2 separate regions of the Homo sapiens genome follow, and region 2 is linked to region 1. A link is a loop called in an ENCODE intact Hi-C map of the cell type or tissue named here. Cell type or tissue: sigmoid colon. All regions are shown on one strand. Links, peaks and the distances in the headings refer to the core of each region. The heading gives the core; the rest is flanking DNA.

Region 1 (12,072 bases), core at 4,073-12,072:
TCTTCCTATCCATGAGCATGGAATGTTCTTCCATTTGTTAGTATCCTCTTTGATTTCATTGAGCAGTGGTTTGCAGTTCTCCTTGAAGAGGTCCTTCACATCCCTTGTAAGTTGGATTCCTAGGTGTTTTATTCTCTTTGAAGCAATTGTGAATGGGAGTTCACTCATGATTTGGCTCTCTGTTTGTCTGTTATTGGTGTATAAGAATGCTTGTGATTTTTGCACATTGATTTTGTATCCTGAGACTTTGCTGAAGTTGCCTATCAGCTTGAGATTTTGGGCTGAGATGATGGGGTTTTCTAGATATACAATCATGTCATCTGCAAACAGGGACAATTTGACTTTCTCTTTTCCTAATTGAATAGCGTTTATTTCCTTCTCCTGCCTGATTGCCCTGGCCAGAACTTCCAACACTATGTTGAATAGGAGTGGTGAGAGAGGGCATGCCTGTCTTGTGCCAGTTTTCAAAGGGAATGCTTCCAGTTTTTGTCCATTGAGTATGATATTGGCTGTGGGTTTGTCATAGATAGCTCTTATTATTTTGAGATACATCCCATCAATACCTAATTTATTGAGAGTTTTTAGCATGAAGAGTTGTTGAATTTTGTCAAAGGCCTTTTCTGCATCTATTGAGATAATCATATGGTTTTTGTTGTTGGTTCTGCTTATATGCTGGATTATGTTTATTGATTTGTGTATGTTGAACCAACCTTGCATCCCAGGGATGAAGTCCACTTGATCATGGTGGATAAGCTTTTTGATGTGCTGCTGGATTCGGTTTGCCAGTATTTTTTGAGGATTTTTGCATCAATGTTCATCGGGGATATTGGTCTAAAATTCTCTTTTTTGTTGTGTCTCTGCCAGGCTTTGGTATCAGGATGATGCTGGCCTCACAAAGTGAGTTAGGGAGGATTCCCTCTTTTTCTATTGATTGGAATAGTTTCAGAAGGAATGGTACCACCTCCTCCTTGTACCTCTGGTAGAATTCGGCTGTGAGTCCATCTGGTCCTGGACTTTTTTTGGTTGCTAAGCTGTTAATTATTGCCTCAATTTCAAAGCCTGTTATTGGTCTATTCAGAGATTCAACTTCTTCCTGGTTTAGTCTTGGGAGGGTGTATGTGTCGAGGAATTTATCCATTTCTTGTAGATTTTCTAGTTTATTTGCGTAGAGGTGTTTATAGTATTCTCTGATGGTAGTTTGTATTTCTGTGGGATTGGTGGTGATATCCCCTTTGTCATTTTTTATTGCGTCTATTTGATTCTTCTCTCTTTTCTTCTTTATTAGTCTTGCCAGTGGTCTATCAATTTTGTTGATCTTTTCAAAAAACCAGCTCCTGGATTCATTGATTTTTTGAAGCGTTTTTTGTGTCTCTATTTTCTTCAGTTCTGCTCTGATCTTAGTTATTTCTTGCCTTCTGCTAGCTTTTGAATGTGTTTGCTCTTGCTTCTCTAGTTCTTTTAATTGTGATGTTAGGGTGTCAATTTTGGATCTTTCCTGCTTTCTCTTGTGGGCATTTACTGCTATAAATTTCCCTCTACACACTGCTTTGAATGTGTCCCAGAGATTCTGGTATGTTGTGTGTTTGTTCTCGCTGGTTTCAAAGAACATCTTTATTTCTGCCTTCATTTCGTTATGTATGCAGTAGTCATTCAGGAGCAGGTTGTTCGGTTTCCATGTAGTTGAGTGGTTTTGAGTGAGTTTCTTAATCCTGAGTTCTAGTTTGATTGCACTGTGGTCTGAGAGACAGTTTGTCATAATTTCTTTTCTTTTACATTAGCTGAGGAGTGCTTTACTTCCAACTATGTGGTCAATTTTGGAATAAGTGTGGTTTGGTGCTGAGAAGAATGTATATTCTGTTGTTTTGGGGTGGAGAGTTCTGTAGATGTCTATTAGGTCCACTTGGTGCAGAGCTGAGTTCAATTCCTGGATATCCTTCTTAACTTTCTGTCTCGTTGATCTGTCTAATGTTGACAGTGGGGTGTTAAGTCTCCCATTATTATTGTGTGGGAGTCTAACTCTCTTTGTAGGTCTCTAAGGACTTGTTTTATGAATCTGGGTGCTCCTGTATTGGGTGCATACATATTTAGGATAGTTAGCTCTTCTTGTTGAATTGATCCCTTTACCATTATGTAATGGCCTTCTTTGTCTCTTTTGATTTTAGTTGATTTAAAGTCTGTTTTATCAGAGACTAGGGTTGAAACCCCTGCCTTTTTTTTGTTTTCCATTTGCTTGGTAGATCTTCCTCCATCCCTTTATTTTGAGCCTATGTGTGTCTCTTCATGTGAGATGGGTTTCCTGAATACAGCACACTGATGGGTCTTGACTCTTTATCCAATTTGCCAGTCTGTGTCTTTTAATTGGAGCATTTAGCCCATTTACATTTAAGGTTAATATTGTTATGTGTGAATTCGATCCTGTCATTATGATGTTAGCTGGTTATTTTGCTCGTTAATTGATGCAGTTTCTTCCTAGCCTCAATGGTCTTTACAATTTCGCATGTTTTTGCAGTGGCTGGTACTGTTTGTTCCTTTCCATGTTTAGTGCTTCCTTCAGGAGCTCTTTTAGAGCAGGCCTGGTGGTGACAAAATCTCTCAGCATTTGCTTGTCTGTAAAGTATTTTATTTCTCCTTCACTTATGAAGCTTAGTTTGGCTGGATATGAAATTCTGGGTTGAAAATTCTTTTCTTTAAGAATGTTGAATATTGGCCCCCACTCTCTTCTGGCTTGTAGAGTTTCTGCTGAGAAATCAGTTTTTAGTCTGATGGGCTTCCCTTTGTGGGTAACCCGACCTTTCTCTCTGGCTGCCCTTAACATTTTTTCCTTCATTTCAACTTTGGTGAATCTGACAATTATGTGTCTTGGAATTGCTCTTCTCGAGGAGTATCTTTGTGGCGTTCTCTGTATTTCCTGAATTTGAATGTTGGGCTGCCTTGCTAGATTGGGGAAGTTCTCCTGGATAATATCCTGCAGAGTGTTTTCCAACTTTGTTCCATTCTCCCCGTCACTTTCAGGTACACCAACCAGATGTAGATTTGGTCTTTTCACACAGTCCCATATTTCTTGGAGGCTTTGTTCGTTTAGTTTTATTCTTTTTTCTCTAAACTTCTCTCTAACTTCATTTCATTCATTTGATCTTCCATCACTGATACCCTTTCTTCCAGTTGATCACATCAGCTACTGAGGCTTGTGCATTCGTCACATAGTTCTCATGCCTTGGTTTTCAGCTCCATCAGGTCCTTTAAGGACTTCTCTGCATTGGTTGTTCTAGTTATCCATTCATCTAATTTTTTTTCAAGGTTTTTAACTTCTTTGCCATGGGTTCGAACTTCCTCCTTTAGCTTGGAGTAGTTGGATCGTCTGAAGCCTTCTTCTCTCAACTTGTCAAAGTCATTCTCCATCCAGCTTTATTCCATTGCTGATGAGGAGTTGCATTCCTTTGGAGGAGGAGAGGCACTCTTTTTAGAGTTTCCAGTTTTTCTGTTCTGTTTTTTCCCCATCTTTGTGCTTTTATCTACCTTTGGTCTTTGATGATGGTGACATACAGATGGGGTTTTGGTGGGGATGTTCTTTCTGTTTGTTAGTTTTCCTTCTAACAGTCAGGACCCTCAGCTGCAGGTCTGTTGGAGTTTGCTAGAGGTCCATACCAGACCCTGTTCCTGAGTATCAGCAGTGGAGGCTGCAGTACAGTGGATATTGGTGAACAGCAAATGTTGCTGCCTGATCGTTCCTCCGGAAGTTTTGTCTCAGAGGAGTACCCAGCCGTGTGAAGTGTCAGTCTGCTCCTACTGGGGGGTGCTTCCCAGTTAGGCTACTCGGGGGTTAGGTACCCACTTGAGGAGGCAGTCTGTCCATTCTCACATCTCCAGCTGCATGCTGGGAGAACCACTACTCTCTTCAAAGCTGTTAGACAGGAACATTTAAGTCTGCAGAGGATTCTGCTGCCTTTTGTTTGGCAATGCCCTGCCCCCAGAGGTGGAGTCTACAGAGGCAGGCAGGCCTCCTTGAGCTGCAGTGGGTTCCACCCAGTTCCAGCTTCCCGGCTGCTTTGTTTACCTACTCAAGCCTCAGCAATGGCGGGCGCCCCTCCCCCAGCCTCGCTGCCGCCTTGCAGTTTGATCTCAGACTGCTGTGCTAGCAATGAGTGAGGCTCCATGGACATAGGACCCTCGGAGCCAGGCACGGGATATAATCTCCTGGTGTGCCGTTTGCTAAGACCTTTGGAAAAGCACAGTATTAGGGTGGGAGTGACCCGATTTTCCAGGTTCTGTCTGTCACCCCTTTCTTTGACTAGGAAAGGGAATTCCCTGACCCCTTGCACTTCCCAGGTGAGGCAATGCCTTGCCCCGCTTTGGCTCATGCTCGGTGCGCTGCACTCACTGTCCCACATCCACTTTCCGACACTCCCCAGTGAGATGAACCTGCTACCTCAGTTGGAAATGCAGAAATCACCCGTCTTCTGCGTCGCTCACACTGGGAGCTGTAGACTGAAGTTGTTCTTATTCGGCCATCTTGGCTCTTCATGTCAGTAGTTTTTTTTTTTTTTTTTTTTTTTTTTTGAGACAGAGTCTTGCTCTGTCACCCAGGCTGGAGTGCAGTGGTGCAGTCTCAGCTCACTGCAATCTCTGCCTCGCGGGTTCAGGTAATTCTTCTGCCTCAGCCTCCTGAGTAGCTGGGACTACAGGCGTGTGCCACCACATGCAGCTAATTTTTGTATTTGTAGTAGAGACAGGGTTTCACCATGTTGGCCAGGATGGTATTGAACTCCTGACCTCAGGTGATCCACCTGCCTCAGCCTCCCAAAGTGCTGGGATTACAGGTGTGAGCTACTGCACCTGGCCCCTATTGATTTTTATTTTATTGCTCTGTGATCTGATAATGTGTTTGGTATGATTTCGGATTTTTTGAATTTGATGAGGGTTGTTTCATGGTTGGTTGTGTGATTGATTTTAGAGTATGTGCCATGTGCAGCTGAGAAGAATGTATATTCTGCTGTTTTTGGGTGGAGAGTTCTGTAGATGTCTGTTAGGCCCATTTGGTCAGGTGTCGAGATTGAGTCCTGAATGTCTTTGTTCGTTTTCTGCCTTGATGGTATGTCTAATACTTTCAGTGGGATGTTGAAGTCTCCCACTATTATTGTGCAGTTATCTAAATCTCTTCATAGGTCTCTAAAAACTTGCTTTATGAATCTAGGTGCCCTTGTGTTGGGGGCATGTCTATTTAGGATAGTTAGGTCTTCTTGGTTAATTGAACCCCTTTACTATCATGTAATGTTCTTTGTCTTTTTAAAATTATTTTTGGTTTTAAGACTATTTTATCTGAAATTAGAATAGCAACCTCTGCTTTTTTCTATTTTCTGTTTGCTTGGTAGATTTTTCTCCATCCCTTTACTTTGAGCCTATGAATGCCATTGCATGTGAGATGGGTCTCTTGAAGACAGCATATACTTTGGTCTTACTTCTTTATCTAGCTTGCTACTCTATGCCTTTTAATTGGGGCATTTAGCCTATTTACATTCAAGATTGATATTTATATGTGTGGATTTGATCCTGGCATTCTGTTGTTAGCTGGTTATTATGCAGACTTGATTGTGTGGTTGCTTTATGGTGTCAATGGTCTCAGTACCTAAATGTGTTTTTGCAGTTGCCAGTGATGGCCTTTCCACATTCAGCATTCCCTTAAGGATCTCTTGTAAGGCAGGTCTGGTGGTAATGAATTCCAAGAGCATTTGCCTGTCTAAAAAGGGTCTTATTTTTCCTTTGCTTATGAAGTTTAGTTAGACTGCCTGTAAAATTCTTGATTGGAATTTATTTTCTTTAAGAATGCTGAATACAGGCTCCCCAATTGCTTCTGGCTTGTAGAGCTTCTGCTGAAAGATCCACTATTAGCCTAGTGGGATTCCGTTTGTAGGTGACCTGCTCCTTCTTTCTAGCTGCCTTTAACATTTTGTTTTTCATTTTGGCCTTGAAGAATCTGATGACTATGTATCTTGGGGGTGGTCATCTTGTATAGTATCTTGCAAGGGTTCTCTGCATTTCCTGAATTTGAACATTGGCCTGTCTAGTGAGGTTGGGGAAATTTTCATGGATGATATCCTTAAATGTTTTCCAAGTTGCTTGTGATCTGTGCTTGCTCGCTCTCATGTGCGTGCTCTCTCTCTTTCTTTCTCTCTTTCAGGGATGCCAGGGAGTTGTAGATTTGGTCTCTTTACATAATCCCATATTTCTCGGAGGTTTTGTTTATTCTTCTTTATTGTTTTTTCTTTATTTTTGTCTATTTTGTAGAACTGGGCTTCAAACTCTCAGATTCTTTCCTCAGCTTGGTTGATTCTGCTGTTAATATTCGTGATTGTATTATGAAATTCTTGAAGTGAGTTTTTCAGGTCTATCAGATCAGTTTGGTTCTTCCTCAAAATGCCATTTCATATGTTATCTCCTGTATTGTTTTATTATATTCCTTAGATTCCTTGGATTGGGTTTCAACTTTCTCCTGGATGTCAATGATAATGTTCTCTGTTCCTGTCGGTAATCTGAATTCTTTTTCTGTCATTTCAGCCCCAGGTAGGGACCATTGCTGGGGAACTTGTGTGGTCATTTGGAGGTAAGAAAACATTCTGGCATTTTGAGTTGCCAGAGTTCTTGTGCTGATTCCTTCTTATCTGTGTGGGATGATGTTCCCTCAACCTCTGAAGTTGCTGTCCTTTCGATGCATGTTTTTTTCTTTGCTTTTCTCTTCTTTGCTGCCCTTGGGGGTTTCATTGCAGTATAAGGTAGGTTCAGTTGACTGGGTTCATTTCTGGAAGATTTTAGGGGCCACGGCTCAGCTCAGCACTCCTGGTGGACTCTAAGTCTGGGGAGTTGGTACCAGGACCCCAGCTTTGTTATCTGGCCCCGTGAGATTGGGAACCTGCTGCATCAGAGGGTCCAAGGTGTTCCTGGTCCATTAGCCACAACCCTCTGATGGGTGGTGCCAGACAAAGTGCTTCTTTGGGGCGGTGGCAGCAGGATCTGTGCTCACTCACGTGTTCTGGCACCTGTGGCAGCGCCGCAGGGTGCTTATGCCTTGGTGGGGTTGGGGTACCAGCAGAAGTCGAGCTGCTGCATTCCTGTGTGCACTTGTACCTGTGGCAGGGTGCAGGTGGGAGCAGGGTTGCCAGTGTCCATGCTTACACTTGCACCAGTGGTGGCAGTGGCAGGGTGCTGGCAGTCACTGGGCTGCTGACCTTCATGGGCACATTCACCTGTTACCTCATTTAACCATTAAAAGAACTACAGTAACAGGCTAATAAATTAGTTCCTTGTTAGGATGTGAAATTTGGGCTCAGAGGCATTAAATAAATTTCCAGGCCCCACAATAAGTGCGTTTCTTAGAAGCTGTGCACTCTCCTGAGATCCAATGTCCCTTTGAGAATCAGTGAGGTGGGGGACAGGCCTAAGCCTGGAAAACTAGATGCCTAGAATAGAATGCAAAAGCCTGGAATGCAAAAGGAGGGCAACGAGCAAATGGAGCATTCCGTGGCTTTTGGAGGGTCTCTGGCGCCCTCTGCTGACAGTGTGAAAGTTTCATAAGCCAAGGAGTGTGCAGCGTGCCCAAGTCCGTTGATCATACAGAAGGATGTGTGAGCATGCAAAAGGGCACAGAAGGTGGGCAGTGCAGATGAAGGGAAGGGACAAAGGTACAGAAAGAGCCATCTTCGTCCTAGGTACATGTAAGTTTCTGTCCCCTATCTCTTTGCAGACAACTGGGTTCACTGTCTCTTAATTTCAAGGAAAAGCATGCTTTTCAAACTTCGATATGCACAGGAATCACCAGGGATCCTGGGCGGGGCGGGGCGGGGGGAGGGGTGCAGTCTGGGCTCCAGCCCCAGTGTTTCTGACTATTAGGTCTGAAGGGGCCTTAGGGATCTGCGCTTTTTAACTACATCCAAGTGAGTCTGATTCAGGTGGTTCTTGGACCACACTTTCAAAAAGCAAAACAAAACAACAACACACACCTTAATATTTAAGTTTAAAAAAATGGACAGTTCAGAAACAAACTAAAATTGTGGCTTCTACATTCAGTTGCTAAAAAACACCCCAGAGGAATTCATAGGTTACTGTGTTATTTCTGCTCTGACCTGGTTGAAGATAAAAGCTACAAGTCTACAAAACACACACACCCCAACCATCCTGTTAGCCGAACTCTCCAAGATGAAATTAAAACAATCCAATAGCATTCAAGTCAGTAAGTCTACTCTTGCAAAAGAATGATTCCAAAACTCGAGGTGTTTGGAAGTGTACTCGTAGAGATGTTAATATGTGGACACACACACACACACACACACACACACACACGCCCTTCTCTGATAAAAGAAGGATAAGTGATTCATTAAAAGCACACTGGCATTAAAGTCTTTGAGAAGCCAATGCTAATGAAAGATGTTAAACTTTATTTGGCTTAATGTACCTGGATCTCATTGGATCATGTGACTTTTTCTTATTTAAAATTTTTTCTTTTGGATATGTATTTAAGATCCATGACTGATGAGTTATGGAAATACTACCTTAAAGCAAGAGGAATGTGAACTAAAGATTTTTCTGGATTCTGAAAAACAATCCCATATGCAAAAAAGAATAGTCTTTTCAATAAATAGTGCTGGGGCAACTGAATATCCACTTGCAGAAGATTGGGGACTCTACTACCATATACAAAAAATAACTCAAAGTGGATCAAAGACCTAAATATAAGAGCTAAAGCTATGAAACTTTCAGAAGAAGAGTTTTGTCTCCTCCCTAGCCTGAGCCCTTAACACTCAGACAGTTTCCATCTCTCCATGGAAGCCCATCCAGCACCCTTTTATTCTCCTCGGATAACAGTCTCAGAACCAGGAGTTCAAATAGTAAGTGAATCAAGCAGCACGGATATCCTGTGCTCAGTAATATGTTTGGTCTCCAAAGTATGTTGTGTTCAAGTAATTATAAGATGAGGTCTTTGACTTTAGAGTTTCCCATCTTGCTGAGCAAATAAGACCCTCCACCCAGGTGGCAGGTGATACCAGATAACATAAAATTGAATGTTGAATTATATGGTCAATATTAAATTTATGTAAAAACTAGAGTTTTCTTAAAGAATGCAGAAGCTTCTAAGACATTCATGAGGGAGGTAAATTGAAGTTTTTGGGGTGTGAAAGGCACAAACCATTTATACGTCCCTCAAGTTATGCCAAATCATATTTCCATTCTTTTCCCCCAGTGTCAACAGTAAGTGGGGTTCCCATGAGCTCCTCTCTGAGCCATTTGGGCGACTGCTGTGATGGTAAGGAGGGAGGGTGGGCATGGGCCACAGAAGCCATGGAGCCAGCTGCAGGTCTGCTGCTGCTCTTGACAGATGGTAGCCACCTGCCTCAATCCCCACCCCCGCAACCCCAGTCCCCGTCAGGGCCTTTCTAGGATAAGGCCTTACAGTGACTGGATTTGCAAGCTGCACACTGACCCATGGCCACTCATGCAATCATGTCCTGGGCTTCTACGTGAATTCTACTCAAATTCCTGTGCTGAGACCCCCTCTGTCTACCCACCTCCTTCAGTTCTTCAGATAGCCAGGAGAATTGGCCTTCTTAAGTCATTTGCGATGCAGGTAAAAATGCAGATACCCCATCACTTACTGAATCCCAATATCTTAGGGTTCAGGGGAGGTGCTAGAATCTGCATTTTGGTTAAACATTATCTTGCTTAGTACCCACCTCCTGGAATTAATTCCAGGCTTACAGGGATGCTGAAGTAGGGGTCCATCTGTCAGTAAATATGTATCCACGTGCCAGGCCTGGAATGGGGGCCATGAAAATACATAATCTGGCCCCTCAGAGGTTATAATGTGTTGGGGAAGATGAGTTATTCACAGGTTGTGGTGTGATGTGTTGGGCAGGAAGCCAAGTCATGGGGGTGCTCCCCACTCACACGCTCATGATTGGGTGAAATCCGGCTAAACATTGATTCAAAGAGCACCCAGGGGAGTATGCAGGGATGGGGAAAAAGCCAGCTACTCTTTCTGCCTTTCTCCAGTAGGGCGTTTCATGAGCTGATTATGAGTAGGGATCTGTCTGGGTCTTTCCTTTGCTCCAGCTGGAAAATCTACAAATATTTTGGTTGTGGGGTGCCTTCCTGGTTTGTTCCAGTCCCTGCACCATGGAGCCTGGGTGTGCTGGGTCTTCAGGATAGAAGGTGCCACCTCTCTCTGCACTTCCTTTGCTCCCTGGGGTGCTTGTCAAGTGAGTACCCCACAAGTGAGGCTCTGTGTATATTGGGGTGTTGTGTTGCTGTCTCATGCTGTCATGGGTGAGGAAGGAGTTTGAAAGCAGAGAACTAGCCCAGGGGGATCTTTGATGCTGCAGCCATGGGAGAGCAAGCTCCAGTTGCCACCAAGAGCTCAGCACAGGACCAGCTACGTAATTCATGGGGCCCAGTACAAAATGTAAATATGATTCATTTGTTCAAAAGCTATTAAGACTTGCAAGACACTGATGGGAGGACAGATGACAACAGAGAAGGCAATGCCTCTCTTTTGCTGGACATAACTTATAACTTTAGTATAACTGTGTCTGTCACTTACTCATTCACTGCGGGAGAGAGGCCCCAGTTAGGGGAATGTACAAAACTCATCGCTGTTCACAAGGAGTTCACAGTCTGTTCATGTTGAGAACCTGGGGCTAAGGCCAAGGAGCCACAGCGGGGCCTGGGAGAACAGGAAGCCAGTCCCTGAAGGCGGCTTGTGGCCCAGGAATGGTGATGGGTGCTCCAGCCACAGCCCAGACTCCCTGTCCTGCCCTCCAGGCTGTCACTTTAATCTTGTGTCCTGAGCTTTCCATCTTGCTGTATGCTAGGGTTAGAAACTAGCTAGGAATCAGTGTCTCTCTGGAAGCTTAAAAACAAGAACTACACACAGATGAGCAGAATAGGATTCACAGGTCTTTAGAGGGGCCAGGAACACAGCTTACATTTGTCCAAATCCAGAGGTTAAGAACTGTATGGTTACAGCCCTCCTCTGACCTCAGGGACAGAGACAATCTCCATTTGACAAAATCATGCTGCCTGGGGCTCCTCCCACTTGAGAGCTCTCTAGAGAATCTTCTCCCTGCAGCCCTGCACAGAGCAGCACAGCACAGCACCGAGCAGCCCCCACACCTTCTACTGATGGGGCCCCCTGGGGAGCTTTGGCAACCACCCCGGCCTGGGCCGCCCCTAAGGTTCTGATAGAGCTAGTCTGGGCTGTTGCCTGGGCCCCAGGGTTTGTAATGCTCTGCTGCCCGACTTGCCCACCTCCCCGCCCCATGACACCCCTTGAAACTACTGCTCAGGCCATGCCGTAAGAGACAGGTGGACCCTAGTGACCCAGACTGACCCATCAAGAAGCAAGCACTGGGGAGAGGAGTGAAAGCCACCCCATCCCTCTCCCAGCCCCAGCCCTGGCCCCACCAGACAGTTCAAAGAGGGGTGGAGCCTCACCCCATGGCAAAAACTGCTATTTTTTTTTTTTTTTTGCACTCTTCCTGTTACAGTACCAGCTGGCCGCCAGCACCTGCTCTCTACATGGCTCCATGTTCTGCTTTTCTCCACCTCTTTAACCCCTGACCACAGCTGTCTGCCTGCACAGGGCTCCCTGCATGGCTGTCTCAGTGGAGCTGCTTTTCTACGCCCACTGCCTGCCCATTGGCTTGCCCCCTTGCAATAACTGCTGTCATCACCATTTCCCAACTTCCACCTTCTGCCCCCATTCCAGGCCAGCCCTTAACCCCATCCTACCTGCTCACAGGGCACAGCTGCTGCTTCTCACTGGGGCCATGCCTCTGACCTCTAGCCAGCTCTGCCTGTGTCTGTGGTGCCTGACTGAGAGCAGCGTGGTCGGAGGGGCTCCGGACAACCCCCTGCTCCTCTTTTCTAGGGCCAAGGCGCTCACTCAGCAGGCTTCTAGGTCTAGGGCCAAAGCAAAACCTTGCTTTTGTGCTCAGCCTACTGAGCCGGATGTTACTGGTTAGTGGTTTTCTTTATCTAGTCTTCTTTGTGGTGCAGGGTGAGTCCCCAACAACAGTGAGAAAGAGA
Region 2 (16,655 bases), core at 5,032-13,031, 280 kb before region 1:
TTTTTTTCTTTTTTTTGAGACAGAGTCTCTCTCTGTCCCCCAGGCTGAAGTGCAGCGGCATGATCTCAGCTCACTGCAACCTCTGCCTCCCGGGTTCAAGTGATTCTCCTGCCTCAGCCTCCTGAGTAGCTGGGATTACAGGCACCCACCACCACACCTGGCTAATTTTTTGTATTTTTAGTAAAGACAGGGTTTTACCATGTTGGTCAGGCTGGTCTCAAACTCCTGACCTCAGGTGATCCACCTGCCTCGGCCTCCCAAAGTGCTGGGATTACAGGCGTGAGCCACTGCGCCCGGCCTATTTCCCCACCTTTCGTGTAAGGTGCTACTGAACATGACAGCTTCTTGTCATGACAGGAAACTTGCATCAGTTGGATATCCTTTTGAGAAACTGAATTTTGCAAAGGGCCAAATTTCCCCAAACTGAACGGGCTCAGGAAATGTTCCTTTACACTCAGAACATTCTATTTTAAGTATATTATTTATTGTTGGCAGTTCCTCAGGGATTTCCCTTTTCTCTGTATTGGTCAGTGTAGTTGATGTAAAACCGTTTTGTGGATGGAAAATATTTTTATTTTATTGCTCTTTTAGTTTGGTAGGTTAAATAAAGGTTCTTGGTAATTTGGGATTTGTTTCGTATTTTTGTGTTGACCATATCGCTCTTCCAAGCTTTATTTGATCCCTTGCCACATTTGTGATTGTTAGGCTTCAAAAAGACAAACCGCTGGTCAGGGAAGCCAAATGGAGATGGTGCCGAACTACTTTGTACTAATCCTTCAGAGGTCAATTGCAGTGTTACTTCCTCTGCGAGACACCATCTCTGCCTTCAGACTAGGTTGGATCCAACTACTGTATCTCTCCTCCCCCTCCATTTTCCTTGTTATGATATGATTCACCCTTGAAATTAATTGTTCAAAGCCTGTCTTCCTTTTTAGACTGGAACCCCAATGGTAGCAGGGCCATTGTCTATTCTTTTTCCTGCTGTATCTCCAGCACCTGGCACATAGTAGAGACTATGAAAGAATTAGTGGCCCATAAGAAAACATAGCTAGAGAAACAACCACTTGAAAGAGAAATAAGGAGTGCAAAGTGAGTGAAGCCAAACGAGTACATGTGTTAAATTTAGTAAATGTGAGCTATTCTACAGACTGTTGGTATATTAATTTGGGTTCCATCAGAAGCAGACCCCGAGATAAGGATTTGTGTACAAGTACTTTTTCCAGAAAGTGCCAGTATGGAAGTGGGGAAGCCAGATAGGGAAAGGAAGAAAGGCAAAAACAGTGTGCATTATCAAGTAAGCTACATGGCAGGCAGCTGGAGCTTACTCTTGTTGAAGACTCCCAGGAAACAGTGCAGAACACACAACTGGGGCTGGGTGCGGTGTAATCCCAGCACTTTGGGAGGCCGAGGCAGGTGGATCACCTGAGGTCAGGAGTTCGAGACAAGCTTGGCCAACATGGTGAAATCCTGTCTCTATTAAAAATTAAAAAATTAGCTGGGCATGGTGCGCGTGCCTGTAATCCCAGCTACTCAGGAGGCTGAGGCAGAAGAATTGCTTGAACCCGGGAGGTGGAGGTTGCAGTAAGCCAAGATCGCGCGCCACTGCACTCCAGCATGGGCAACAGAGTGAGACTCTGTCTCAAGAAAAAAAAAAAAAAAAAAAGAACACACACACACTTAGGAGATATTGCACCTAAGCCACAAGGGAGCTGGAGTATTTATTCACCAACTCCTGTCAGTCACTGGTTGCAGAATGCTCCTAGGAGGCATTAATTTCCCAGCACTTCTGGGCTGCCTCCAACGCTGGAGAGTGGGAACAGTCTGAGAGGGTCCTTAGGCAGGAACACAGTTCCTGACAGTTGGAACTGTGTGTTTAAGGAATTGAGAGGTACTGAAGGGATGTGGATGGGGCATTGACAGCATCTGACCCCACATGGTTCAGATGCATCCATACCCCACTTTTTACTCCATCCTATCACTACTTCTTCAAGTCCCAACTTCCAAAAACAGACACACACACATACAAAGGAAACAGTTAGCAGGACCAGCTATATTTCCTGTTCTTACAGATAATCTTAAATCCATAATTGATATTCATCATCTCCTTCCTCCCCCTACTATTATGGATGAATCATGCACCCCACCCTCACACACAATTCATATGTTGAAGTCCCAGCTGCCAGCCAGTACTTCAGAATGTGGCCATGTTTGGAGACAGAGCCTTTAAAGAGGTGATTAAATTGAAGGGAGGCCGTTGAGGTGGGGCCCTAATCCTAGTGACTGGTGTTCTCCTAAGAAGAGGAAGAGGCCAGATGCGGTGGCTCATGCCTGTAATCTCAGCACTTTGGGACGCCAAGGCTGGCAGAGCACTTGAGGTCAGGAGTTTGAGACCAGCCTGGCCAACATGGTGAAACCCCAACTCTACTAAAATACAAAAATTAGCCGGGCGTGGTGGCAGGGACCTGTAATCCCAGCTACTCAGGAGGCCGAGGCAGGTGAATCACTTGAACCCCGGAAGCAGAGGTTGCAGTGAGCCAAGTTCGCGCCACTGTACTCCAGCCTAGGTGACAGAGGGAGACTCTGTCTCAAACAAACAAACAAACAAACAAAAAAAAAAAAAAAAGAAGAGGAAGAGACAGCAGGAGTACATGTTTACAGAGGAATGAGCACGTGAAGAGGCAGCAAGAGAGTGGCCATGTGCCAGTGGCAAGCCCAGGAAAGAGGCCTCAGAGGAAACCAACTCTGCACCTTGTTCTTGGACTTCCAGCCTCTGGAACAGAAAGAAAATAAATTTTGGTTGTTTAAACCACCCAATCTGTGGTATTTTTTTATGGCAGCCCTAGTGAACTAATGCACAGACATTCTAGAATCCTCTTAAACTTGGCTAGTTCATCTGCTTGTCTAGGTTGCTTGACTGGTGGGATAATCTGCATCTTCCTCCCTGGGGTGGTGGTCTTAGCCCTGGTTATCAGGCTTTTGTCCCCTGTTTGCTGAAATTGCCAGTTTATATTAATTACCAGGCATGGGAACACAAGGAAGCACCCCAGGGAAACTCCTGCCTTCCAGATATATTCATCGTTGCCCCCTTTTTCTCATGATAATCACTAACTCCTGTTGGGATTGGTATGCCTCTCTTTGCCTGCTGGTCTATTGGTATGAGGAACCCCAATAGCCCAGGCATTGGCCATAGTTTTATGGAACCCTTTCTATATCCCCTGGTATAGATATCCCCTGCCAACCTCCTAGAGTCAGGAGTTTTTGTCTGGCAGAGCCTAAAGTCGAAGGGATGGGAAGCACAAATTCCCGGTGGGTCAGTGTGAGCCATAGTGACAGACGCCACTCTTACCTCTTGGTTTCTGTGAGAGACAAACTCACCCATCCAAACCCAAAGAATGGACTCAGAGACATGCAGAACATCAAAAGTGAGACTTTTAATGATGGTCTTGCAAGATCAGGTGTCTGATAGGCAGGCACACCCAGCACAGTTTCAACAAGCAATTTATCCCCTAGTGCACAGGTCCCTCCCCGGTTCCTCAAAGGCTGAGTATTACAGGGTCACAATCTTCCTGGACATTGCCAATTGATTGTTGGGTAAAGGCTTTAGGTATTTTTTTAGGGTTGTCTTGCTGCATCTTGTTGCAGCCCAGAATGCATTGCAATCCTAGCTCAGGCGCTGTTCAAGTATTTGACTTATGACCTAAATAGCTGGGCAGGCTGATAAGAACAGACAAAAGGAACTATTCTGCAGGCTAGTAAACTTTCATCTTAGACTAAACTCCTTTGGTTCAGGTGAGGGCAACTAAGTTGTGGGGAAGGTGGAGGCCAACAAGCAGGCGTTGGCTATCCAAGCAGAGGCCTCATATATCCTGTTTCTTTTGTAGTTTGCTGATCTAAGCCAATTCAAGGCACTTTGTGTTGGAAATGGACCACTGTATACATAATTTTCTTCAGTTCCCAGACTGTGTTTTCTACCTATTGGAGTCATAACATGCAGTACCAGATTGTGGCCATTTAAACACCAATACCTCATCATCAAGGCCAGCATCCCAGCCTTGCAAGGTATTATTCTCAAGCTGCTGCACCTTTAAGAGGACATTCCAGTAATCTATCAGGACAGCATCTTCTAGGTGATGCGGTACACAGTAGACAAAGGGGAGCCGATGGGCATTTGTCTGTTGTTGTACCACCTTTGCCGTAAAGCAAATATCTCTTAGTGTAAGATGTGCGTTCTCAGCCGGATGTGGTGGCTCATGCCTGTAATCCCAGCACTTTGGGAGGCGGAGGCAGGTGGATCACGAGGTCAGGAGTTTGAGACCAGTCTGACCAACATGGTGAAACTCCATCTCTACTAAAAATACAAAAATTAGCTGGGCGTAGTGGCATGTGCCTGTAATCCCAGCTACTCAGGAGGCTGAGGCAGGAGAATCGCTTGAACCCAGGAGGCAGAGGTTGCAGTGAGCCGAGATCACGCCACTGCACTCCAGCCTGGGCAACAGAGCAAGACTCCGTCTAAAAAAAAAGCAAAAAAAAGATTTGTATTCTCAGTGGGGGCAGTATTGCCACCAAGGGGGTGAAAATTGGTTATTGATAGACAAAACAAAACTTACTATTTTTATGTATAAAGCATGGATAAACATATACTGCATAAAAAGAAATACAGCTGGGCACGGTGGCTCATGCTTATAATCCCAGCACTTTGGGAGGCCAAGGTGGGCAGATCACAAGGTCAAGGGTTCGAGTCCAGCCTGGCCAACATGGTGAAACCCCGTCTCTATTAAAATACAAAAAATTAGCTGGGCATAGTGGCAGGTGACTGTAATCCCAGCTACTTGGGAGGCTGAGGCAGGAGAATCGCTTGAACCCAGGAGGTGGAGGTTGCAGTGAGCCGAGATTGTGCCTCTGCACTGTAGCCCTGGCAACAGAGTAAGAGTCTGTCTCCAGAAGAAGAAGAAGAAGAAGAAGGAGAAGGGAGAGGGAGAGGGAGAGGGAGAGGGAGAAGAAGAAGAAGAGAGGAGGAGGAGGAGGAGGAATAATACAGTATATCTGTGGTATTAAAATTTCATGGGAGTTTTTGAATTCAGAAGGCATGTTAAAAAAAAAAGAAAGAAATAAAAAAAGAAAAGTTTCATAGGCTGACAGGAAAAAAAAGTCTAAAAAGGATATTAAGGGAGTGATAATGAAAAAAAAATTGAAGGCCGGGTGAGGTGGCTCGTGCCTGTAATCCCAGCAGTTTGGGAGGCCAAGGCAGGCAGATCCACTTGAGATCAGGAGTTCAAGACCAGCCTGGCCAAAACATGGTGAAACCCCGTCTCTACTAAAAATACAAAAATTAGCCATGCCCAGTGGCATGTGCCTGTAATCCCAACTACTCGGGGAGGCAGGAGAATCACTTGAACCTGAGAGACAGAGGTTGTAGTGAGATGTGATCGTACCACTGCGCCCCAGCCTGGGAGACAGCGCAAGACTCCGTTTAAAAAAAAAAAGAAAAAAAGAAAAAAAATTGAGAAACACTGGTTTAAGATGATGTTATGTGGAAACCATAATGTTACATTACACACTGTATAAGCTCCTGGATTGTGGTGCTGGCTGAGGCAAGGCTAGCAGGAAAGGCAAATCCATTCTTGAACTCAATCCCAGTAGACAGAAATGCTTCCAGGGTAGAATGGGTTTGATGGGATCAATTTGCCACCAAGTGGATGGTTGGTTTCCTTGAGGACTGGTAACATATTTAGAGCTCAGCCTCAGTCTCTAGGCTAATGGATCAGGTATTCAGTGGTAGTTGCTACATCGGGGTTGGTGAGCAGGGAAGTCCCCTTAGCTGCATTCCTGCCACCATGGCTACTCTGTTAATGGGCCCATTGAGGAAGCACCAGAGTGGCCAAGGACAGAGGCTTGCTTACTGCACTGGATGAGTCATCCCTGCCACCTGGTTGCTCTGCACCTGCTTTGTGATGGATATTCTCTCATAGGCCTTGGTATGAGACACAAAGAGTTGCACATTTTGTTGCCTAATTCCAGAGGCCACTTGCCTGCTTCTTCTCTAGGCCTCTTTGTCTTCAGTCTTCTATTTATTTTTATTTTATTTGTTTTAGATTCAGAGTGTCCCTGTGTCGCTCAGGCTGGAGTGCAGTGGTGTGGTCTCGGCTCACTGCAGCCTCTGTCTCCTGGGTTCAAGCGATTCTCCTGCCTCAGCTTCCTGAGCAGCTGGGATTACAGGTGCCCACCACCATGCCTGGCTAATTTTTGTATTTTTAGTAGAGACAGGGTTTTACCATGTTGGCCAGGGTGGTCTCGAGCTCCTGACCTATCTTCCTGCCTCAGCCTCCCAAAGTGCTGGGATTACAGGCGTGAGCCACCATGCCCAGCCTGTCTTCAGTCTTCTATTTCCTCCCTTGCCAATCAGTCAGGTCACGTGCCACAGCCCAGGAATCTATGTATATTATTTACTGTGGGCTATGTCTCCCTTCACAGCAAGCTGATGAGCAGCTGGACTGCTTGACTCCTGTGCTTTGAGCGTATTCCTCTTCGCTGCTGTTTTCCACAGTCCCTCCTGAGTGGACTGTCATGTGGCAGCAGTCCACACGGGTACAGAGCAACAATTAACATATAGAGCTGACCTATTCTTGACCAGGCCTGAGTTTTTCTCCATCAACTGGGTTGAAGAATGCCTTCTCTGAGGCCATAGGTATGAGGTGAGGGAGAGGCACAGATACAACAGAGAAGGGTAATTGATGAGTCTGCATCACCTTTTGGGGCAACATACTTGTGCTCCCTGGATTTGCTTAGGCCTGATCCAGAATGTACCGTTTCTACGCAGTGCAGTCATATGCACCTGCAGTCCCAGCTACTTGTGAGGCTGAGGTGGGAGGATCCCTTGAGCCCAGGAGTTTGAGACCAGCCTGGGCAACATAGTGAGATGCCGTCTCTATAAACAACAACAACAAAGAAACCAGAATGTACCATTTCCACTGCAGGAAGGATTACTGATGTGCCCTCCTGACCCGTGACTCAGGGGATCTGAAGAAAGATAAAGTAATTTGGAAGTAACATCATTTCTTTTTATATTCACGTTATCTTTATAATTTTGCAAAATGCATCTCTTTAAATGATGCCATAAGGGCTTTCTGGCTTTCCCACTATTCCCTAAGTGACCCAAGCTTGTGATTTTCTGCAGTGTGTCAACAGCAGTTGATAAAAACCAACCTACTTGATAGTCCTTAGAATTACCTTTGCCCCATATCTTTCAAGTGTTAGTAATGTTGCATGAGCTCTTCCACCTGTTTCACCCAAATTCACCACGAGTGAGGCCTCAGTAACTGTGATTCTGCAGCATAGTTTTTTTTTTTTTTTTTTTTTTGGTCTGCCTGTGCCTCTTTAATCATGACATCACATCAAGACTGAACCACAAGGGTTTGGCATTCTAATGGCTTGCATTACATATGAACATAATTGAAATGCAATGTGGTAATAGAGGCATTTACAAAGACCTGTGAGGTTCAAGGGAGAAATAATTATTTCTCATGAATGGGTGAAAGAGAATGAAGCATTTCAATATTGGTAACTGGTATCACAGGGGTTTGTTGTACAGATTATTTCATCACCCAGGTACTAAGCTTAGTATCCAATAGTTATTTTTTGAGACAGAGTCTTGTTCTGTTGCCTAGGCTGGGGTGCAGTGGCATGATCTCGGTTCACCGAACCTCCACCTCACAGGCTCAAGTGATCCTCCCACCTCAGCATCCTGAGTAGCTGGGACTATAGGCATGTGCCACTACTCCTGGCTAATTTTTGTGTTTTTTTAGAGACGGGGTTTCGTCATGTTGCCCAGGCTGGTCTTGGACTTCTGGGCTTAAACAATCCTCCAGCCCTCAACCTCCCAAAGTGCTGGGATTACAGGTGTGAGCCACCGCGCATGGCCCCAATAGTTATCTTTTCTGATCCTCTCCCTTCTTCCACCCTCCACCCTCAAACAGATCCCAGTGTCTGTTCTCCTCTTTGTGTCCATGTATTCTCATCACTAAGCTCCCACTTATAAGGGAGAACATGTGGTATTTGGATTTCTGTTCCTGCATTAGTTTGCTAAAGATAATGGCCTCCAGCTCCATCCATGTTCCCAGAAGGGACATGATCTCGTTCTTTTTTATGGTGCAGCACAGATGTTATCACCATTTCATTTCACCCTGACTGAGACCGCCTTTGCAAAAATATTAACTGAGAAGATTATGACAGTGAAAGATATCAGACCTAACTGACCCTATCTTGCTTCTAACCTCTAAACTGTCCTTGTTCATTCCTGGGCATAGGCCAAACTAGCTTTGGGAAGGAATTTAGTGATAGTTTATATAACAGCCCTTCCCAAAAGGCTAAATTGTTCTCATAAAACAAATAAAAGGGCACTAGCCACCAAGTCAAGATGAGAGGGGCTAGAATTCTTTTTGGCGTGATCTGAGCTCACTGCAACCTCCACCTCTGGGGTTCAAGCGATTCTCCTGCCTTAGCCTCCCGAGTAGCTGGGATTACAGGCACCTGCCACCATGCCCGGCTAATTTTTGTATTTTTAGTAGAGATGGGGTTTCACCATATTGGCCAGGCTGGTCTCGAACTCCTGACCTCAGGTGATCCACCTGCCTCAGCCTCCCAAAGTGCTGAGATTACAGGCGTGAGCCACCGCGCCCAGCCCTGGCTTATATTTTTGTTGTCTGTCTTTTAGTATAGTTTTGTTTTAGGTTGAAGGGACAGCTATTGCCAGAAATTTCCATTTAAGTGCCAAATACATTTAAATTTCATGGCCTTAAATATCTGGTTCTCATCTGTAATCCCAACACTTTGGGAGGCTAAGGCGGGTGGATCACCTGAGGTCAGGAGTTCAAGACCAGCCGACCAACGTGATGAAACCCTGTCTCTATTAAAAATACAAAATTAGGGCTGGGCGCGGTAGCTCACGCCTGTAATCCCAGCACTTTGGGAGGCCGAGGCGGGTGGATCATGAGGTCAGGAGATAAAGACCATCCTGGCTAACGCAGTGAAACCCCGTCTCCATTAAAAAAAAAAAAAAAAAATTAGCCGGGTGTGGTAGCAGGTGCCTGTAGTCCCAGCTACTCAGAAGGCTGAGGCAGGAGAATGGCGTGAACCCGGGAGGCGGAGCTTGCAGTGAGCCGAGATGGCACCACTGCACTCCAGCCTGGGTGACAGAGCGAGACTCCCCCTCAAAAAAAAAAAAAAAAAAAAAAAAAAAAAAAAAAAAATTAGCCGGGCGTGGTGGCACATGCCTGTAATCCCAGCTACTTAGGAGGCTGAGACAGGAGAATCGCTTGAACCCGGGAAGCGGGGAGGTTGCAGTGAGCCGAGATCGTGCCATTGCACGAGATTGCCTGGCCAACAAGAGTGAAAATCCATCTCAAAAATAAAATAAAGTAAAATAAAATAAAATAAAATAAAATTTTGGAGGAGTCAAAATTTATATGCAGATTTCAACTGTGTGGAGGATTAGTGACCCTAACTCCTGCAGTGTTGAAGGGTCAACTGTACTTGTATGACTCATTTAATGTTTGGAGATTATAAGAGGAAAAAAAGGACAAAGTTTATATGCTTTGCTGCCTATGGAAGCAAAAGTCTGTTAATGGAAAAGAGCCCACCTATGGAAGACAGTTTGTTAGAAAAACATAGGTTGTACATTTTTGGTACGTACTTGCTCTGGGAGCTAATTGTCTCAAGAAACTGAAATAATGTAGAAGCAACCTGATTCTTTCGCAATTTTAAAAAATGCATTTAGTAATGAAGAATGATGAAATAACGCCTTGTGCTGTTATGATGTACAGAAAGTAACTATCTGTATCATGAATGACTTCTCGGAAATCATATGTAAGAGGTTTCACCAAGCAGGCATTGCCACCAGATGGCAACAGAGACTCTGGAATGGAATTTTGGAAGGAGATTTAAGAAAGGTCAACCCAGCGTACCTTCTAGAGTTCAGCAGCTTTCACTGAACCTTGCTTTTACTCTTTTCCAGATGCTGGCTGACTTATGCATCATAGTCATATTATGTTATGGAATGCCATAACATAATATATGAGTTACAGTCTTTTTATGAATGCTGGTTTTTTTTTTTTTTTTTTGAGATGAACAGTTTCACTCTTGTCACCCAGGCTGGAGTGCAATGGCTCGATCTCGGGTCACCACAACCTCTGCCTCCCGGGTTCAAGTGATTCTCCTGCCTCAGCCTCCCGAGTAGCTGGGATTACAGGCATGTGCCATCATGTCTGCCTAATTTTGTATTTTTAGTAGGGATAGGGTTTCTCCATGTTGGTCACGCTGGTCTCGAACTCCTGACCTCAGGTGATCCACCAGCCTCAACCTCCCAAAGTGCTGGGATTACAGGGGTGACCCACCACCCCTGGCCGCCTTGTTCTTGTTTTTAATTGACCAGGATTTTAATCATGAGATTAAAAAGTATTTTAAATTCTTAAAGCCGCAGTGAAAATTAATACAGCCTATTAGGAGGAAATCTGGTAAATATTTATCAAAATTAAAAATGAGAATGCCTCTATGATCAAAATTGTACATCTAGGAATTGATTTTACAGAAATAAACATGCATAAAAATATATGAGTGGTCATGTATAAGCACTGATTTTTTTTGTGTGGGTGTGTTTTTTTTTTTTGAGATGGAGTCTCTGTCGCACAGGCTGGAATGCAGTGGCGTGATCTTGGCTCACTGCAACCTCCACCTCCTGGGTTCAAGCAATTCTTCCGTCACAGCCTCCCGAGTAGCTGGGACTACAGGTGCGTACCACCACGCCCGGCTATATTTTTGTATTTTTAGTAGAGACGGGGTTTCACCGTGTTAGTCAGGATGGTCTCCATCTCCTGACCTCATGATCCACCGTCCTTGGCCTCCCAAAGTGCTAGGATTACAGGCATGAGCCACTGCGCCCACCAGCACTGGTTTTAATAGTGAAACATTGAAAACAACACAATGGCCATCAAAAGTCTGTTTAAATAAGTTTTAAATAAGTTTAAATAAGTTTATGAAATATTTTATTAATTGAAGGAAAAATGAGGTAGAGGTATCTGTTTTTACAAGGAAATAGCGCTAGGATTCATTAATTAAAAGGTCGCAATCTACACATAGGCATGGAGTATTTAAGAGTGTGATTTTGTATGTGAGTAGAGCAAAGTCTTTAAGGATGTATACTGAACTGTTAATGTTAACTCTGGGGAAAGGAGTATTAACTTACTATCATAGGTACTTCTATATTGTTTGCAGTTGCATTTAGAAATATAATTTAATACAAAAATTAGCTGGGTGTGGTGGTGCATGCTTGTAGTCCCAGCTACTCAGGAGGCTGAGGCAGGAGAATCGCTTGAACCTGGGAAGGGGGAGTTGCAGTGAGCCAAGATCAAGATCATGCCATTGCACTCCAGCCTGGGCATTGCAGTGAGACTCTGTCTCAAAAATAAAATAAAATAAAAACAACAACAACAACAACCAAAAGAAATATTATAATTTAAAACTATTATAGAAATTTTTGAAGAAAAAAATATAACCTTGACATCCAGCAGTCAACACTGTGACTATTATGATTAATACAGTATCTTTTAAATGAAATATTTCTGATAGTCATCTTGGCCCCAGTGTATAAGTATTAAATATTGCAAACATGGAGACAGTAAACCTGGCTTCCTCTTCAAAGTCTGTTTATATTGTATAACTGCCTTCGTTCAAATCCCAGCTCCACCACTTACATAAGCTGTGTGACCTTAGGCAAATAATTCAATCTCTCTGAGTCTTAATTCTCTTTTTATAAAATGAAAGCAATGAAATCCTCAACATCGCGGGGTTGTTGGAAGAATCAAATGAGTTAACACATGAAAAGTACTCAGAACAGGGCCCAGCAGAGAGTAAGAGCTCAGGAAATGTTGGTGATAATTATTACAGCCCAGAGTAGCAAACCCTTCTCTGATTATTATGCCAGTGATGAACACTGCTTGCTGTCAAGATGAATTTCTTAGAATCTCTGCAAATAGTACTTATGCATAGAGAAGACATTTGTTGTTATTTTGCTAGCTGAAATTAGTATTTTAAATTATTTAAAAATTAATCTTAATTTATTAAACCCATACACATTCTAAAATTTAGTTTTTGTTAAGTCTTTTTTTTTTTTTGAGACAGAGTCTCACAGGCTGGAGTGCAGTGGCGCAATCTCGGCTCACTGCAACCTCCGCCTCCCGGATTCAAGCGATTCTCCTGCCTCAGCGTCCTGAGTAGCTGGGATTACAGGTGCACGCCACCACACTGGGCTAATTTTTGTATTTTTAGTAGAGACGGGATTTTACCATGTTGGCCAGGATGGTCTCCATCTCCTGACCTCGTGATACACCTACCTCGACCTCCCAAAGTGTTGAGATTATGGGCGTAAGCCCCCATGCTCGACCTTTTTTTTTTTTTTTTTTTTTTGAGACAGGGTCTTGCTCTGTTGCCCAGGCTGGAGTGCAGTGGTGCAATCTCAGCTCACTGCAACCTCCGCTTCCCAGGTTCAAGTGGTTCTTGTGTCCCAGCCTCCTGAGTAGCTGGGATTACAGGCAGGTACTTGTAATTACAAGTAGTACGGGATTACATGCCCGGCTAATTTCTGTATTTTTAGTAGGGACAGGGTTTTACCATGTTGGGCAGACTGGTCTCGAACTCCTGTCCTCAGGTGAGCCACCCACGTCGGCCTCCCAAAGTGCTGGGATTATAGGCGTGAGCCACCATGCCCGGCCCAGTTTTTGTTAAGTCTTCAAGTTATCTTTATACATACCTCAACATTATTTTTATAAATCTAATAGAGTTTCATAGTCATGTTCAAGGGGGAACCTTAACAATTCATCCACTCACATTCAACAGACCAAAGTCCCTTAAACAATTGGTCCCATCATCACTTAAATTCCTTCAAATGTTTTATACTACAGTATTAAATTCAAAATATTAATTTTTTTAATGTTGCCTGAACTGACCAACCAACCATTCTAACTACTTAAACCATCCTACTAAGGTCTAACAAATTTTTTTTTTTTTTTTTTTTTTTGAGACGGAGTCTCACTCTGTTGCCAGGCTGGAGTGCAGTGGCATGATCTCGGCTCACTGCAGCCTCCGCCTCCTAGATTCAAGCGATTCTCCCGCCTCAGCCTCCCGGGTAGCTGTGACTACAGGTGTGCACCCAGCCAATTTTTGTATTTTTAGTAGAGACGGGGTTTCACCATGTTGGCCAGGATGGTCTCGATCTCTTGACCTCGTGATCTGCCCGCCTTGGCTTCCCAAAGTGTTGGGATTACAGGCATGAGCCACTGCACCCAGCCACAAATTCAGTTTATAAATATGATAGATCTTAATTTCTCAGAGATATTCCATGATTATGTAAGCCGTATAAAATTATCTTATTTTTAACTAAAATATATGTAATCTAAAATCAGGTAGTAAAATACATATTTTAATTTGGAATCATAAGGTCTATATCCTTTAATTTGCCAAATTATCGTAACCAGTACAAGCACTTTAAATACAAAAAGATACAGTTTATTCCTAATTTAACACAAAAGGATTATGCTGTCAGCTTAAATTACTTTATCTGCTTTGTATTTGACTTTCCTGAGATGATACTTTACTTCCAGGAATTGGTTTACTTTTTTTTTTTTTTTGAGATGGAGTCTCGCTCTGTTGCCCAGGCTGGAGTGCAGTGGCGCCATCTTGGTTCACTGCAACCTCCGCCTCCTGGGTTCAAGCGATTCTCCTGCCTCAGCCTCCCAAGTAGCTGGAATTCCAGGTGTATGCCATGACGCTACGCTAATTTTGGTATTTTTTTAAGTAGAGATGGGGTTTCACCATGTTGGCCAGGCTGGTCTCCTGACCTCAAGTGATCTGCGCTGCTCTGCCTCCCAAAGTGCTGGGATAACAGGTGTGAACCACCACTGCCGGCCTGTTTACTTTTTCAAGCTACTGTCTCACAGGTTGGGTTTAGCAGCCCTGGGAACTCAGGTTGCTTATCAGTCAGTTGTCTGGCTGGGACATGAAATCCTTGACTGCATATGTTCGGGAACTTTTCTGAGCCCCTGCTCCCATTGTCCCTTTTAAAATTGTTGCTGTGGCAACAGAGACTTCAAGTCTATATCCTTCAAAAGGAGTAGTTTCAAAACCACCTTCTCGGTTCAAATTATATCATTACCTAACTGATTGTTGCTTTACCTTTTGTTTGGATTCTACTGAACTTGAATTGTCTGGCTGTTGGCCTCACTTTCTGAAATTAATCCAACGACAGATAACTTCGTGATGGAAAATGTAGGTCTCCTTAGTAGTTAGCCCTCTGCCAGGTGACTTCGTTTCCACCTCCCCTTATATATTGTTCTTCCTTCCTCTCTAAATTCTCTAAATCTCTGCTTATACAGAGCAATCTGGCTCTCTCTGGCCTCTCCAGTCATCATACATCATACTCACATTCACCATCTTGAGAAGTGCAGTAAGCCACATAAATGCAGCAGAAGTACCTTATGCAGTCCTAGGAGGCTGTGGTTTTGAGTTGCTTTTTTTTTTTTTTTGGAGACGGAGCCTTGCTCTGTCACCCAGGCTGGAGTGCAGTGGCACGATCTTGGCTCACTGCAGCCTCCACCTCCTGGGTTCAAGCAATTCTCCTGCCTTGGCCTCCCAAGTAGCTGGGACAAGTAGCTGGGACTACAGGCGCACGCTGCCAGGCCTGGCTAATTTTTTGTATTTTAGTAGAGATGGGGTTTTACTGTGTTGCCCAGGCTGGTCTCGAACTCCTGAACTCAGGCAATCCGCCTGCCTCGGTCTCCCAAAATGCTAGGATTATAGGTGTGAACCACTGTGCCAGGCTGAGGTGCTTTTTAAAGAACCTTCATTTCTTTCCTCCTTCTCCTCTTTCTCCCATCCTCCCTGATTAACCTCTTTTTTGTGTGGAACTCACCCCTGCCCTGGTGTCATCCCTTCATTCAGTCTTTCCAATGTATGCCTCTTTTACCAGTTAGGCGATGATACACGTATCACAATGTATCTATGCATTGTGTCTGCTTCCCAACTAAACTGTAAAACATGCAAATTGAGAGTAGGGTCAGTTGTGTTTTGCTGACCAAGTAGTGGGTAGCACATAGAGAACTTTAAATGTCATAAATGACTTAAACTGGGAGAGGTCAGAGAGCAAGGGTATTCCAGACTGGGAGAAATATCAGCAAAAGTTATGGATAGTAATGGTGGTATAAAGATTTTGTTTATATTGGCCAACTCTTTGCAGGTGATAACTTTATATACATGCACACACACACACACACACACACACACACACACACACCAGGACATACAAAGTACATGTATATTCTGAGTAGCTTAATAATTTTTGTTGTTGAGGATTTGGGAACAAAATACACGAAATTGTATTATATACTCAATTAAAATATCATCACAAACAAGCAAACTGCATCTCTGAAGTCTTTTCCATTTTTCATGCCATATTGCTGGATTTTTTATTCTAGGGTATGCTACAGGTGGGTGGATGGTCTTTTTCCTCCCTCCCATACACTCCATTTCCTTTTCTTCTTTTTCTTTTCTTTTCTTTTTTTTGAGATGGGAGTTTCGCTCTTGTTGCCCAGGCTGGAGGGCAATGGTGCGATCTCGGCTCACTGCAACCTCCGCCTCCCAGGTTCAATTCTCCTGCCTCAGCCTCCCGAGTAGCTGGAATTACAGGCGTCCACCACCATGCCCGGCGACTTTTTTGTATTTTTAGTAGAGTTGGGGTTTCACCATGTTGCCCAGGCTGGTCTTGAACTCCTGACCTCAGGTGATCCACCCGCCTCGGCCTCCCAGAGTGCTGGGATTACAGGCGTGAGCCACTGCGCCTGGCCCACTCCATTTCAACGATCTTACCCCACCGCCAGACAAAACTCATACTCATTTGTGTGATTCACGAAATATTTATTTAGTATCTACTATGTGCTACTACGTGCAGTGTTCTAAAGACCCTTGGATACATCAGGCAACAAAATTAAGAACCCTGCCTTTGAGGATCTTACATTCTGGGAGGATTGACAGACACTAACAATAAGGATACAAGCAAATCACAGAAATCCTAGAGCTGGGAAGGGAAGATGTGGACAAGTTTTTCACATCTGGAAATTTCAAATGAAGCACACTGTAAAATGTATACTAAGAATACTTTTACGGATCTTATTTATCTTGTTACCTGTTTGCCTGTCCTTTTAGGAGCACATGTCTTTTTTCCAGTCTGGGAATTTGTACAGTAATGATAATTAATAACTACCATGTACCGACATGCCTGCCGCTACCAGGCACCTTTCTGGGAGAGCCCATTAAATTCTCATGACATCCGAAAAGGCAGGTGTGATCATTCCCCTTTACAAAAGAGGACGCCGAAGTGCACACCCCGATGGGCGTCAGGGTTTCTTCCTTGCGCGCAGTGCGGATTTAGGCTAACCGACTGGATCTGGTTTATCTGAAGATGAAAAAAAAGAATGGCAAACCCACTTTCCGGATTTCTTCAAGCCGACGCGGGTGAGGTGTGCGAGCGCGCCCGGGATCCGCACTGAGTGAGGTTCCGCAGAGCCGGGAGACGGAGGAGGTGGGTCAGCCTGGGTCGCTGCCCTTGTCCAGCG

The links. A loop is a pair of places that touch in the nucleus more often than their neighbours do. Peaks named below come from ENCODE experiments on the same cell type or tissue, not always from the same donor. Only the 100,000 strongest peaks of a DNase experiment are listed, where the experiment ranks them.
Region 2: it touches region 1 in a loop (8-fold over the local background); 54 of 110 quality-filtered maps call a loop at or near these places.

The regions. Positions count from the first base shown.
Region 1 is chr18:45,686,921-45,698,992 of GRCh38, reverse strand. It overlaps LOC105372093 (a long non-coding RNA gene), which reads left to right. Exons shown (of 10, transcript XR_935423.3): 7 at 6,553-6,598. Among named protein-coding and RNA genes, the nearest start is that of SLC14A1, 31 kb to the left of the region's middle. In sigmoid colon, for the core only: a CTCF peak has its summit at 7,541 (motif pointing left); a DNase peak (open chromatin) is centred at 7,552; H3K27ac peaks cover 1,951 bases.
Region 2 is chr18:45,967,509-45,984,163 of GRCh38, reverse strand. It overlaps PSTPIP2 (proline-serine-threonine phosphatase interacting protein 2), which reads left to right. Exons shown (of 15, transcript NM_024430.4): 15 at 1-628. Among named protein-coding and RNA genes, the nearest start is that of EPG5, 8.5 kb to the right of the region's middle. RefSeq lists enhancers at 6,258-6,829, 16,575-16,655. In sigmoid colon, for the core only: CTCF peaks have their summits at 9,690 and 9,893 (motif pointing right); no DNase peak of the experiment used is centred there.